Linked DNA regions of Mus musculus: regions 2 and 3 are each linked to region 1. Evidence: chromatin loops called from intact Hi-C (ENCODE). Cell type or tissue: heart. All regions are shown on one strand. Region 1 holds the start of Exoc4 (exocyst complex component 4). Region 2 holds the start of Slc35b4 (solute carrier family 35, member B4). Region 3 holds the start of Chchd3 (coiled-coil-helix-coiled-coil-helix domain containing 3).

Region 1 (4,000 bases):
CGCCATCTTTCTCCAGGCCCATACTCTCCTCAAAGGGGATAATATATCTTGTCTTTGCATACATAACTCAGGTCACTCATTCCCTCATTCAACAAATATTTCCTAAGTACTAAATAAATGCTAGGCACCATACTACATACTTATCTACTGTATAAGAGAGTGTTGACTATCTGGCAGGAAAAAAAAAAAAAAAAACAAGATCAGAAAAGGATTCCAAACACTCATATTAGAATTCCAGAGAAAATTAAGGCGCACTACTACAAAGGCTCCGGCTGAGGTTTTAATATCATGGGATAAATCTGAACTGTACATTGTTAAACTAAGAATGTGTGCCTGCAGTGTTTTCTCTTCAGGGCCTACAAAGTGTATCACTTTCACAGACAGTTCTATCCTCTCGTTTTAAAATAAAATTGATAAAAACAGGCCATTCTCTTAAACTCTGCCATAAACCAATACACGGGTCCTTTTCAGTCGATTAAATGGTAAACTTTTAAAGCCTTTCAAAGCTTGATTTACCCATTCTCTCAAGGGCTTAACCTACCAGATTCTGGTGGATCCTAGGTTTTAAAAAGATAATCAGGATCATTACAGGAGCTCTCTTAACTCAAATCAAAGTGAAGGATAAGTCGAGGAAAGTGGGAAGCAAGGGGTATTTGTTTTAGGAAAATATATGGGATGAAATGCAAATGACAACAATGGATAAGTGTGTCATAATGCATTTTATTCAGGCTGATCTAAGTCTGTTTAACATTTTAAACATTTAAAAATAAGAAGAAGAAGACTAGTAAATAGTCAACCACCCCCACTCTCACCCTAATAGTTTAGGGAAAAAGTAATGAGGAGGGCAGTTTGAAATTCTATTTTTGTATGGTTTTGAGTAAGAAACTGGAATAAGAAAGCAATAAGAAAGAAAGAAAGAAAGAAAGAAAGAAGAAAGGAAGGAAAAGGAAAGAAAAAAGCAAAACAAGAAGGAAGGATGGATGGATCACTTTAATATTCAATGCTAACAGCTCACGCAAAACCTAGGATCTGAAGCTGTGGCTATTCACAGGTAGTGGAAAGTGCCCAAAGTTGGACACTCTGCAACTCCTAACAGGAAACTTGGGCCTGATCCCCACGAGCCCAGGACACCTCCCGGCCTTCAGGAGTGTGCACAGCACCAGGGTCAACCAGAACCTGTTGTAGGAATGAATGAGTACACCTGCGCTGGGTTTCTTCCCGAACCCAAGCGGGCCAGCTTTTAGGACCGGGGACAGAAGTAAAGGCCATGCCCCGAGGAGAAGACTGGGGAGGTGGGGTGTCCTCCCCTTAACCCCGGCCCCAGAGAGTCTTAGAACACTGCCCGGCGGGGGCGGGCAATAGGCCCTGGGGAGGGGCGGGGGAGGCCAAAAGGGAGAGAAGGGCCGGCGGATGGGGCCCAGCCGATGCCTCTCCCTTCCACCGCGGAAGTCCAGCCGCTGCCCTGACCTCACCCTGCCTGCCTCCTGCCTCCCTCACCTGATCACCGAGATGAGCAGCCCCGAGGGGTCTTTGCTTTTGCTGACTGTGCTCCTGTATTTCCCACCAGCTGCTTCTGCCGCCATCTTGGTACGGGAGCGAGAGCCAGGTGCTTGACAGGACCGGGAAAGTGTAAACTCCGCGGCTGACCCGGAACATCCACCAATGGCAGAAGAGAAGCGCTTAGGCGCGGAAGTGAAAAACCCAATCCCTGGAGTTAGGAGGCGGGACTGAGACTCAGCTGGAGGCTGAGGCTCCTGTCCTCTCTAAGCATTCTGGGAAATGTAGTTCTTCTGCCGGTCCCGGGCATGCCTGGACAATAAACCAAGGGCAACTTCATCAAGCCTCCTTACTGTCTCTTTAGATCTCTTCAGACAGACCTTAAGTTGTTTTTCAGTTTACTCCATTTTATAATTTTACACGCTTTAACTTAATGTATCTGATGATAAATTGCAGATTCTTCTATTTAAACAAAGGTCCCAAAAGAATGCTTGTGTGTGCAAAAATATTAACTTCAAATACCATCTTTAAATCAACCAAATGCAAAAATGTACACGCACAGAGATTTTTCTTTGGTATTTTTCTGAGACTGAATGTTTCTATATTCGTCTTATGTACAAGTTCACTGTTGCGGTTATGCCAAGTCGCAGGCTGCAGGCTGTGAGGGGGAAAAGTACCTGTCCTAGGGGCTGTCACATATATATATATAGTTTCTCATGTTGTGGTGACTCCCAACTATAAAATTATTTCATAGCTACTTCATAACTGTACCTTTGCTATTGTTGTGACTTGTAATGTAAATATTTGATATGCAGGATATCTGATATGCAACCCCAAAGGAGTCAACCCCACAGGTTGAGAACCACAGACCAATTTCAATGGATACAGGAAAATCTTTTGTAGAAATTCAACCATACTTTTAAAATAAAAGCACTCAAAAAAAAGTCCCAAAAAGGAGGAACCACTGCAGTTCTTCGGGCGGGGGGGGGGGGGGGTTACTCTCATAGCACACCTTGTATCAGCACAGCAGCGGTGGCGGCTTCCAGAAGGGTCTGGGCGTCTGGTGGAGAGGCACAAAGTCCAAGCACTTTCCCTCCAGTCGGTGTTGTGGGGCGACTGAGACCATGGAGGAGTCGGAGGAGTCGACACCTGCTCTGCACAGAAGGAAACGGCGCTCCACACCTTTAGCTCCAGCCACACCACCTTCACAAACAACAGAGAAAAGCCCATACTTCCAGACCACAGAAATCTCACTTTGGACAGTGGTGGCTGCTATTCAAGCTGTGGAGAAGAAGATGGAATCCCGGGCTGCCTGAGTGCAGAACCTGGAGGGACGTGCAGGGTCAGCAGAGAAGAAGCTGGCTGACTTCGAGCCAGAGAGTTCAGCAACCAGCCGGAGGGCAAGTGGGCCGTGCTGGGGACCCTGCTGCAGGAGTACAGGCTGCTACCGCCACGACTGGAGAATGTAGAGAACCTGCTTCGCCACAATAACTTCTGGGTCCTTTGGTTGCCTCCCGGCAGTAAGGGGAAACCCCAAAGGTGTCCGGGTCCCTTGAGAATGATGGGGTCTGTTTCTCAGAACGAGAGTGTGAGAACCTGGAGGACTGGCAGAAGGAGCTCTACAGAAATGTTATGGAAAGCAGCTATGAGACGCTGGTCTCTCTGAAGGTTCTTGGCCAGCCAGAGGAAGAAGTGGAGTTGGGTGCAGAGATGGTGGGTGACTCAGTGGAAGAAGGTACCCACTTGGCAGATGGGGCCATGGTTAAACAGAAGATGCTGTACAAGCAGGAGGGCCCTGCAGGTCTTCCCAGCACGTTTTCCAGTGCAACTGAACAGCAGGCTTTCTTTGGCGCGGAGCAGGCTGTGTTCTGGAATAGTCCAGGAGATTTTGCCCTCTTGGAATCAGGCCCACTTGCCCTCCGGAGGAGAATTGCTCCTGCTTTGTCCTCCTTGGCTGAGCACAGAGGCTAATCTGAGGCGCAGGAGAGAGGGACCTGTGGCCCCAGCCTTTGCTATCTTGGCCTTGTTGCTGGGTCTGTTGTTTTGTTAGCCCCTGCAGGTCTCTGGTTTTCTCTTTTCTGGTGCATTGTCACACCACAGGGACTAGTGGCCAGTTCCAGGGCCCACTCTAGCATTTCACATGTCTTCCCACAGTTGTATGGGGCCATAGAGGTATGTGGTAAGTTCCAGGAAGTTATTACCCTCAATTTCTCTTCCATTTGTAGCTTCCTTGTTAATAACTAGTATAAATAATTTAAATGAACCGTTTAGCTTGTTCTAAAGACCCCCTTTTGGAGTTAGATTCTTGTTTTTTTTGTTTGTTTGTTTGTTTGTTTTTAAATATGGCTCAAAACTTGTTTTATAAATTTCAAGAGTTGTAGAAGTTGTTCCTAACTTGGGAACTCAGCCTGCCCTCCAGGAGGGAATAGGTTATGGGGCTCTTTTAGCCCACCCACACTTAACATAGGCCAGAGAGCCAAGACACGTTGCTGGCTTCCCTCAT
Region 2 (4,000 bases), 930 kb before region 1:
ATTAAAATGAAGAAAAAGAAAAATAAACTTTCCTTACTTCTTTCTTTCTTTTGCTTTGGTGGGGCTTTTTGCTGGTTGGTTGGCTGGTTGGCTGGTTGGCTGGTTGGCTGGTTGGCTGGTTGGCTGGTTGGCTGGTTGGTTAGCTGGTTCGGTCTGGTTGGGTCTTTAGCATGCTTGCAGGCTAAGGAGAAGAAGGAATTCACAGATAGTTTTGTTGGCCTGAATTCTCTGAACCAGTGAGGGCAGGAATAGAGCAGTTTCTAGAGTGAGTTAATGAATAGTCTTCTACTCACTAGAGTGTGGCCCACAGACCAGGAGACCTGGCACGAACTCAAAGCTTGTTAGAAATGTTTAACCTGTGTTTAGTTTGTAGAAGAACCCAGAGTCAGCATTTGAACAAGAGCCCAGGTCATCGATATGTATAGTAAATATATTCTTACTAAAAACTGGGATAGGTTAAGACAGAAATACGGAGGAAGATCCAGAGCATATGCAGACACTCAGACTCCTTCTTCGTTCATTTACTTAAGTCTGTTTTGATTTTTATCTGAGACTCAGGAAGAGATGATTAGAACGCCCTTCAAGTACTTCCAAGTTTGGTGTGTGCATGGGAGCGGTAGATGAGAAGTGAAGCTTTGTGTGCCGTGAAATAATCTCCAGTCCAATCAGAGCTAAGGCTCAGCTTTTCTCTAGCCAGAAGCATCTACAGATGTCACCGCTTAGACATCAAACTTAGGTGTCTTCCTTATTTGGTTGGCAGTGGCTCTGATATTTTTGGGCTTAGTTTCGTGGTTCAGCAAATTGTTAAAGTCTCTCATGTGGCTCTATCATGTAGCCAGGCTTGAGAACTGAACTAAGTCAAAGTGAGGCTTCCCAGCCTTGGAGTTTCAATGACAGATGATCCTGGGTTCCATTCCCTATGGATTTCAGTTTAATCAGGCTGAGGTGACACTTTAAAGATGACCTACTGATGTCACTGACTCCGTCCCTCTAAGTACTTCCCCTTCCTCAACAGCTCTCAGCTTCAGCTACAGAAATCACCCGGGGAAACTCTGAGAATGCCAACGTTCAAGCACTCCAGTCAAAACTGGCCATACCTGGATGGGAGAGATGCTTTTGTGGTTGAGAGCACTGGCTGCTCTGGCAGAGAACCCAGGTTCAACTTGGAGCACTCAGGGAATGGCTTACAACCTCTGAAACTCCAGCTCTAGATCGGATGCCTTTGTCTGGCCTCTGAGCGCACCTGAAAGACATATGCTGCGCACATACAATGCTCACGTCAGCATTTAAGTGTTGAAAGGAAGCACGTGCCTTTTACCCTTCAGCTGAAGTCTTGTGGCATCAGTTACTGAGCCTCTTGGTGTTCACTCCGATTCAACAGCAATAGCAAGAAAGACTGCATGGTGACCATCAACTATGTACATAGGCCAGTGCCTTTGTGTTCTGTGTTTGTACACCTAGCAAGACCAGTTTTTCATAGATGCGATGAATTAACAGCCCTATTTCTTCCTATTATGTAAGACTAGTGCTACTGCTCAGAACTGTGCCCCTTCATACGTGTGATTGCATCAGCAGTGACACCACATGATGGGAGGCAATTTAGGGGATAAACATAAACACTCCGAAGTTTTCCTCAAGATTCACAACTAACTTGCCAGTGGCTTCCCCAACTTGTGACCCAGAGATCTCATCAGAATCCTGGCGCCTGCATGCTCTAAATGATGGTTACTGAGCACAATTTTTATTTGTGGTCCTGAACTTTGAATTTTCAATAAGCTCTAGTGCATTCTGAAATTGGGAATGTCTGTCTTTCAAAGGAGACTAGAAACAAGAACTATGGCAAAAAGAATGCCTTTTATCAGTTAAATTCAATATTTAATGAGCACCTTAAGCTGGCAAAATGCCAGCACAAGACATGTGTTCAGTGTCTCTACAAAAATCACGACATAAAGCAATACATTTACTGTATTAGTCTATTCTACAACAACTATTAGTAAGACAGGCCTATCTTCCCCTGTGATGAGAGTGGAGTACTAAGCCAATGCTCTAAACAGGCAGTTTAAGCCAAGGCTCAATCTCAAAACTTTTAGGTTCGCTGTTGTCCTAGAATTCGGTTTAGATGTTACAGGAATTTCTACATTCTCTCAGTTGCAGGTGAGTTGTTACAGATGCTAGAATACTCTAATGAGAAGTCAGTTACAGGGAGCACACAAGCTATTTCGTTGAATCCCATTCCAACCTTTATGGTACTGAACACGAACAGCATTGGGACTTCATTTCCCAGAAGGCAGTGCGACACCGACTCACGCGAGCCTTCGGGGGAAACTTGCCTGTTTTTTTCACGCCTGCCGTAAAGGCGCGCGGTCTGCTGGGACATGTAGTTTGGTTAGCCCTAGGACGCCCCCTCAAATGAATGGGACCGGGTATGACTGAGAACTACAGCTCCTGGTCTGGCCGCGTCGGTGGCAGCTGCGGAGGAAGAGTTGATCAAGACGGCCCTCAGGGAGGGAACCGCTGGCGGTGGTGATGTTGCGCGCGGATTTTCTAGGGTAGCGAACTGAAAGGGCGCTTTTTCTGCGCGCTGGCTCCCCGTGCCCCGCACCGGCCATGCGCCCGGCCTTCGCGGTGGGCCTGGTGTTCGCAGGCTGCTGCAGTAATGTGATCTTCCTAGAGCTGCTGGCCCGGTGAGTGACCCTCTCGGGCCGCGCCCGGGTTCTCGAAGCTGGTCCGGGGTTGCTAGCCCTGGCCGCCTCCCTAGTGCGCTGCACGGGATACCCACGCAGTCAGCTACTCTGCAGCCCTGGCACTCCTCCATTCGTTAGCATCCAGGTGACAGGAACATCCAGAGTGCTGCTGTCGGCATCTCCAAGCCACACTTTGGGGAGTTTGAAGCCTGGAGACTTTCTCACGTGACCGATCCTAGGTCTCTAGGAGCACCCTCTCCAACTACTACTCATCCAACTCTAGCACCTTTCGCTGACCAGTGAATGAATGACACGTGTCTGTCTGGAGCAAAACTTTTCTCACAGAAAGTTTTGTGTGTGTGTGTGTGTGTGTGTGTGTGTGTGTGTGTGTGTTGACATGTTTTGCGAAACATTTGTTTTTGTTGGTCGTAGAGATAGATGGTTGTGAGCACTTGGCTTAGACTCATATGTGAGTGATGTGGTGCAGATAACAACTGAGCTGTCACCATGGTCCCTGGGCATTTCGCACATCACAGTCTTTCGTTGAGAAGCGTGCTCTTTGAAGTGTAGATTGGGAACAGGATTGGCTTTGTGGTGTGGTGTCTTGCAAATAACGTTGGGTAACTATGTGCAAAGTTCAGTAGGCAGAAGTTAGAAAAGAGACAGGAGATGAACTGGAAAACGATTAGGACTAAACAGCTCCAGTTAGTTATTTAAGGTTTGGAGCTTCGGTCTCCTTTTTCAGACAGTTCAATACTCAGTTCAGAGTCACTAGCTACAGGTTTCTATCTATATACTGCTTAGGGCAACCCTGTGACCAAGAGTTACATTGTTTTGTTGAAAGTGAAACAGATGCAAAGTTGGGCATCTTTTCACTATTTGGAAGTGGCAGAGCAAAAATGGGCTGGACTGTATCTGTCTAAGCTCCTAGCCCAGTAACATTTCCAGATGCCTTCCATTTTTGAACTTGAGTTTTGAACATGGTGTGATGTCTGTTGGAAATTTATCCTGTTTGATACTGTTGGTTTGAATCCTTCAGAAGTAAGCAGTTTATTTATGATCAAGTCTGTATGTGTTATAGTTTGCTTTTAGAGAGCTTACCGTTTTATTATGCAGAGTGTTGATGAAGATCGATTGTCTTGGGAGTGGACAGGAAGATGAAAATGAAAAAGAAGTTTCTGGATACACTTCAAAGGCAGAAAACTTTGGAATTCAATCTATTTAATATATTTTTAAATAAGAAAGTGATATATATTCAGGCTAGCTATAGAAACAAAGTCAGATAATTGCATTGAATATGCCACTAAATTATGTGA
Region 3 (4,000 bases), 190 kb after region 1:
ACTTTAAAAAAAAATTACTGTTTTTTTAGTAGATTCTTTGAGATGTTTTTCTATTTATAAGATCATGTCATGTGTGATGGAGGCAGTTTTACTTCTTTCTTTCCATCTGGATGTTTTTATTTTGCTTACAGTCCCCGTGTTACCTCTCTCTAGTCTGCCGTGATGATTCCGAGTTCAAACTCATTATCCAGGCTGCTCTGCTTTTCCTCTTGTACTGTGAATTTCACAGTGAAACTTGAGGACTTGATGCCAAAAATAGAGAAAAGGGAGAGAGAATCTAAGAGGTTCAAGTTTGAGTTTTGTTTTTCATTTGAGCCAACCTATGTTTTTGGCTTGAGAATGCTGCCTTTGGAGTAGATGGCCATGAAGAAGCTATAGACAGAGCGAAGGGGAGACCATTGGTTCTCAAGAGTTTAGGAAGAGATGGTAGGGACGATGTACCTGGAACTGGCCTGGGGAGAACTGTATTGTCACTGTGGGTATCCCCCAACATCCCCATAAGATACATTAAATTTTTTTTTTTGGTTTTTCGAGACAGGGTTTCTCTGTGTAGCCCTGGCTGTCCTGGCACTCACTTTGTAGACCAGGCTGGCCTCGAACTCAGAAATTCGCCTGCCTCTGCCTCCCGAGTGCTGGGATTAAAGGCGTGCACCACCACGCCCGGCGATACATTAAATTTTTTAAAAAGAAGATCTACTTAGTGTTGCTTGAAACACACTAGGAGTTGGGAAGTATTCTGGGTCCTTTGCTGAGGAGAGCACCGGATGCTTTTGGTGCTCTGATGGAAGGCATCCATTGCCTTCTCAGCCTTGGTCTTCATCCTCATTAACAAGTGTTATTTGTATCTCCTCACTCTCCGTATGGAAGCCTCTAATTTTGTAAATATAGACCGAGCAACTGCTTTATGAAACACCCTTCAATACACGCCGTCTATGGGGTAGGAAGTGAGGTGATTGTGTTTATGGATGGGGAGGACCCGATGTAAGGAACGGCAATCCCTGTGTATCTGGGTTCTCAAGAGAAGCAAGCTCAACTGTGATGTAATGGGAGGACGCAGACAGGGGCAGGCAGTTTCAGAACTGCAGGAGAATATCATGTGATTTAGAGCACATGTGTTGAAAAGAACGACACAATGAGATGAAGGGCACTGCTGCTATATGCTGGGATATAGCAGCGGGAGGGACATAGTGTCTTGCGCTACAGATTCTGACATGCTGACAAATAACTGAAGCTCAAAAATATTTCTTCAACATTGTGGATCCCTTTGGCCTAGGAGGATGCCATGGTATGCTGTATTCTCTGTCTTTTAATGTTGAGAAGGGCAAATTGAAAAAGGTATTTTTGTTCAGCTAGTTCTGTCCCCTCCCCTCCCATCCCCCTTCTGCCCCACTCTTCTTCTTCCCTCTTGTTTTTTCTCCTCCTTCACATAGCTCAGGCCTGGGGCATTGCATAGACAACTGAGCTACATCAGTAGTCCCATCCATCTAATTTCTAAATGAAAGGGTATTTCTCTGGCTCCATAAATCTAAGATCATACTGTACTTTTAGCAACAGTGTTTGACAGCAAACAAACAAACAAACAAACAAAAAAGCAAAACAAAAAAACCCTAAAATCAACCAAATAACCAAATAACAACAAAACTGAAACTGTGTGTGTGGTTATCCTAACATTTTTAGACTTCTTGGAGGTAAAGTACCAAGCTAGAAACTTTCCAAAACAGATCATCTCTACTTTGTCTAACGCTGCTATAACTCCTCCATGAACGGACCATTTTCCTCTGTCTAATCATCCTGTGATCTAACTTATGTAAGTGAATAAGAGACACAAACACGAGAAGCAGTGTTCTGTCTGTATCTTTGTGTAAATAATTTTTCCTGTGCATTTTTGCATGTAGATTTGAAAGCCCTACATTAAAAGTTGCATTTCATACAGACTGACAAATACCAAAGTCATAAGATAGGAACATAGGCATATGTAGTCTCGGCCCCTTTAAAAGACTAAGTGGCAAAATGCTAAGTTTAGTTGTTACAGGTTTGTGAATTGGAATATACAAGTTGTTTGTTTAGGGGAGTGCATCTTCCATATCTAGCTTTGAGAGCCTGTATTTACCTAACTTACCTAAGGTTCTAGAGTCAACTGCAAAACAAGCTGGTTGGGTGAACCAACTTTTTTGAAAGTAGACCAGAAGGAGGCCTTCAGGGCTGTCAAGACTACAACTCCCAGAATGCTCGGTTCACTTTACAGTTTAGGGAGTGAGACCTGTCACAGCACCTATCGCTCCGGATCGAGACTACAATTCCCATTATTCTCAGAGGCTCCGGAAGCCCTATTAAGCACCACCTGTTGCCATAGCATCCGGGTCCAATCCAGCCAATCCTAGTGCACCTTCTGATAAGAGGCGGGCAGTTTGCTTCTCGGGCTAACCCGAAGCGGCCTACTTCTGGCACGTGACCGGAGGAGGCGGGCTTTTGGGACCGGCGCCTTCTCCTTGCTTCTTTTTTGGGGTCGTGGCCTTGCTCCTGCCCTGCAAGAGAAGCGTCCAGGGCTTTCACGCGCAAGTGTGCGCGTGGGTCCTGACGTGCTCGTAGGTCCACGCTCCAGACTCTGCGGGGACAGAAGCAGGAGCCATGGGCGGGACCGCTAGCACCCGCCGGGTCACCTTCGAGGCGGACGAGAACGAGAACATCACCGTGGTGAAGGGCATCCGGGTGAGTGCCGTGGGCGGGCGGAGGGCAGCCTTTGACCTCGGATCCCAACGCTGAAATGTGCCTGGGACAGCTGCACCTGCTTTCTCCGCTCTCGGCCCGCCCTGCTGTCCCGCTAGAAGTCTGGGTCTCTGGGAAGAAGCTCGTAGTTTCAAGACTCCGAACCTCCATTCAGAGAAAGTTCTTGGTTGTGTGCCAGGAGCCATGCACTGTGCCGGGGTGGTGGTGCCGGGTCACCACGGTCGTCCTTGCTCACTAGTTGCAGGACTTTATTAAAACTCTTGCTTCACTGTGCTGGTCCGTGTGCCTCCTGTACAGGACCCAAGCCCTTCTTTTCCACGCACAGTTCTTTCTCAGAGTGAATTGGTGTTTTAAGGATTACTCTTCTTTGCCTCTGTTATTCCCTGCCCCTCTTCTGGTATTACCATTCAAGTCATTCCTGACCCTGCTGCTAATTTCTGGCTTCTGGCTCTTTCCCTTCCACCTGATAATTTCGTTTTCCCAGGCGCCTCCCCTGTGGTTTGTTGGCCCAAGTTATGAACCTGACCCAGTTGGACTATACAGGCCTATAACTGCCAGCCTGCTAGGGGCGGAGGTCGGTTTGCAGGCCTTCAAGGTTGTAGAACTGAGACAACTTCTAAGGGATCGTTATAGAGACTTATTAAATGCCCTCTGCATGTACTTGATACATGAACTGAAAACTTGAATTTCCTCTAGGGCGTTAGTATACACACTAACAACTTTAATATTCTCCTTTGCCTCGACTTTGGAGCTTCATGCTTTGGGAAGTACACTTACTTGTATCTAGTAAATAGAGCACTATGACTTCAGAAGGTTTTAGAGTACTTTATATTTTCTGTCTACTGCTTTTACACAACTACTCTTAATTAACTATGTAAGAGTTACAAGGAAATAAAAACTTAAAAACATTTCAACTGCTTGAAAACTTTTTCCTTTGAAATTTGTTACTTTGAAAAGAACTTATTAAAGTTTTATTGATTAGAAACCCCAGACTGTTGAACTGAGTTTTTGAGTCTGTGACCAGCAATTCTCACTCTACTAGTGATAGAGCCCTTTGCCTGCTGTGGTTTAGTTGGTAGTTTTTGTAGTAAGATAAGAATTACTGCATACTTGAGTTTTGTACAGAGGTGGAGGGAAAAAAAAAAACCAAAAAAGAAAGGAAAAGAAAGTCGATAAAAGGCTTAGAATGTTGAAAACTTAAAAAAAAAAAAAAAAAAAGGAAAGTAAATTTCAGATGAAAAAACTGTTTAGAACAATGCATTAAGTCTTTCTC

What was found. Peaks named below come from ENCODE experiments on the same cell type or tissue, not always from the same donor. Only the 100,000 strongest peaks of a DNase experiment are listed, where the experiment ranks them.
Region 2: it touches region 1 in a loop (4-fold over the local background); 4 of 42 quality-filtered maps call a loop at or near these places.
Region 3: a loop joins it to region 1, with 11 times the contacts of the local background. A loop is called at or near these places in 12 of 42 quality-filtered maps.

The regions. Positions count from the first base shown.
Region 1 is chr6:33,246,736-33,250,735 of GRCm38, reverse strand. It overlaps Exoc4 (exocyst complex component 4), which reads right to left and starts at 1,608. Exons shown (of 18, transcript NM_009148.4): 1 at 1,498-1,608. The coding sequence starts at 1,583. It also overlaps the pseudogene Gm1401. In heart, no CTCF peak of the experiment used is centred here; a DNase peak (open chromatin) is centred at 1,665; H3K4me3 peaks cover 1,310 bases; H3K27ac peaks cover 1,486 bases.
Region 2 is chr6:34,175,462-34,179,461 of GRCm38, reverse strand. Slc35b4 (solute carrier family 35, member B4) reads left to right here and starts at 2,408. Exons shown (of 10, transcript NM_021435.3): 1 at 2,408-2,684. The coding sequence starts at 2,608. It overlaps Gm13855 (a long non-coding RNA gene), which reads right to left and starts at 2,414. Exons shown (of 3, transcript XR_868963.3): 1 at 2,240-2,414; 2 at 1,098-1,257; 3 at 85-181. In heart, no CTCF peak of the experiment used is centred here; a DNase peak (open chromatin) is centred at 2,411; H3K4me3 peaks cover 1,878 bases; H3K27ac peaks cover 776 bases.
Region 3 is chr6:33,058,709-33,062,708 of GRCm38, reverse strand. Chchd3 (coiled-coil-helix-coiled-coil-helix domain containing 3) reads left to right here and starts at 2,449. Exons shown (of 8, transcript NM_025336.2): 1 at 2,449-2,709. The coding sequence starts at 2,629. In heart, a CTCF peak has its summit at 2,235; DNase peaks (open chromatin) are centred at 2,378 and 3,228; H3K4me3 peaks cover 1,780 bases; H3K27ac peaks cover 1,080 bases.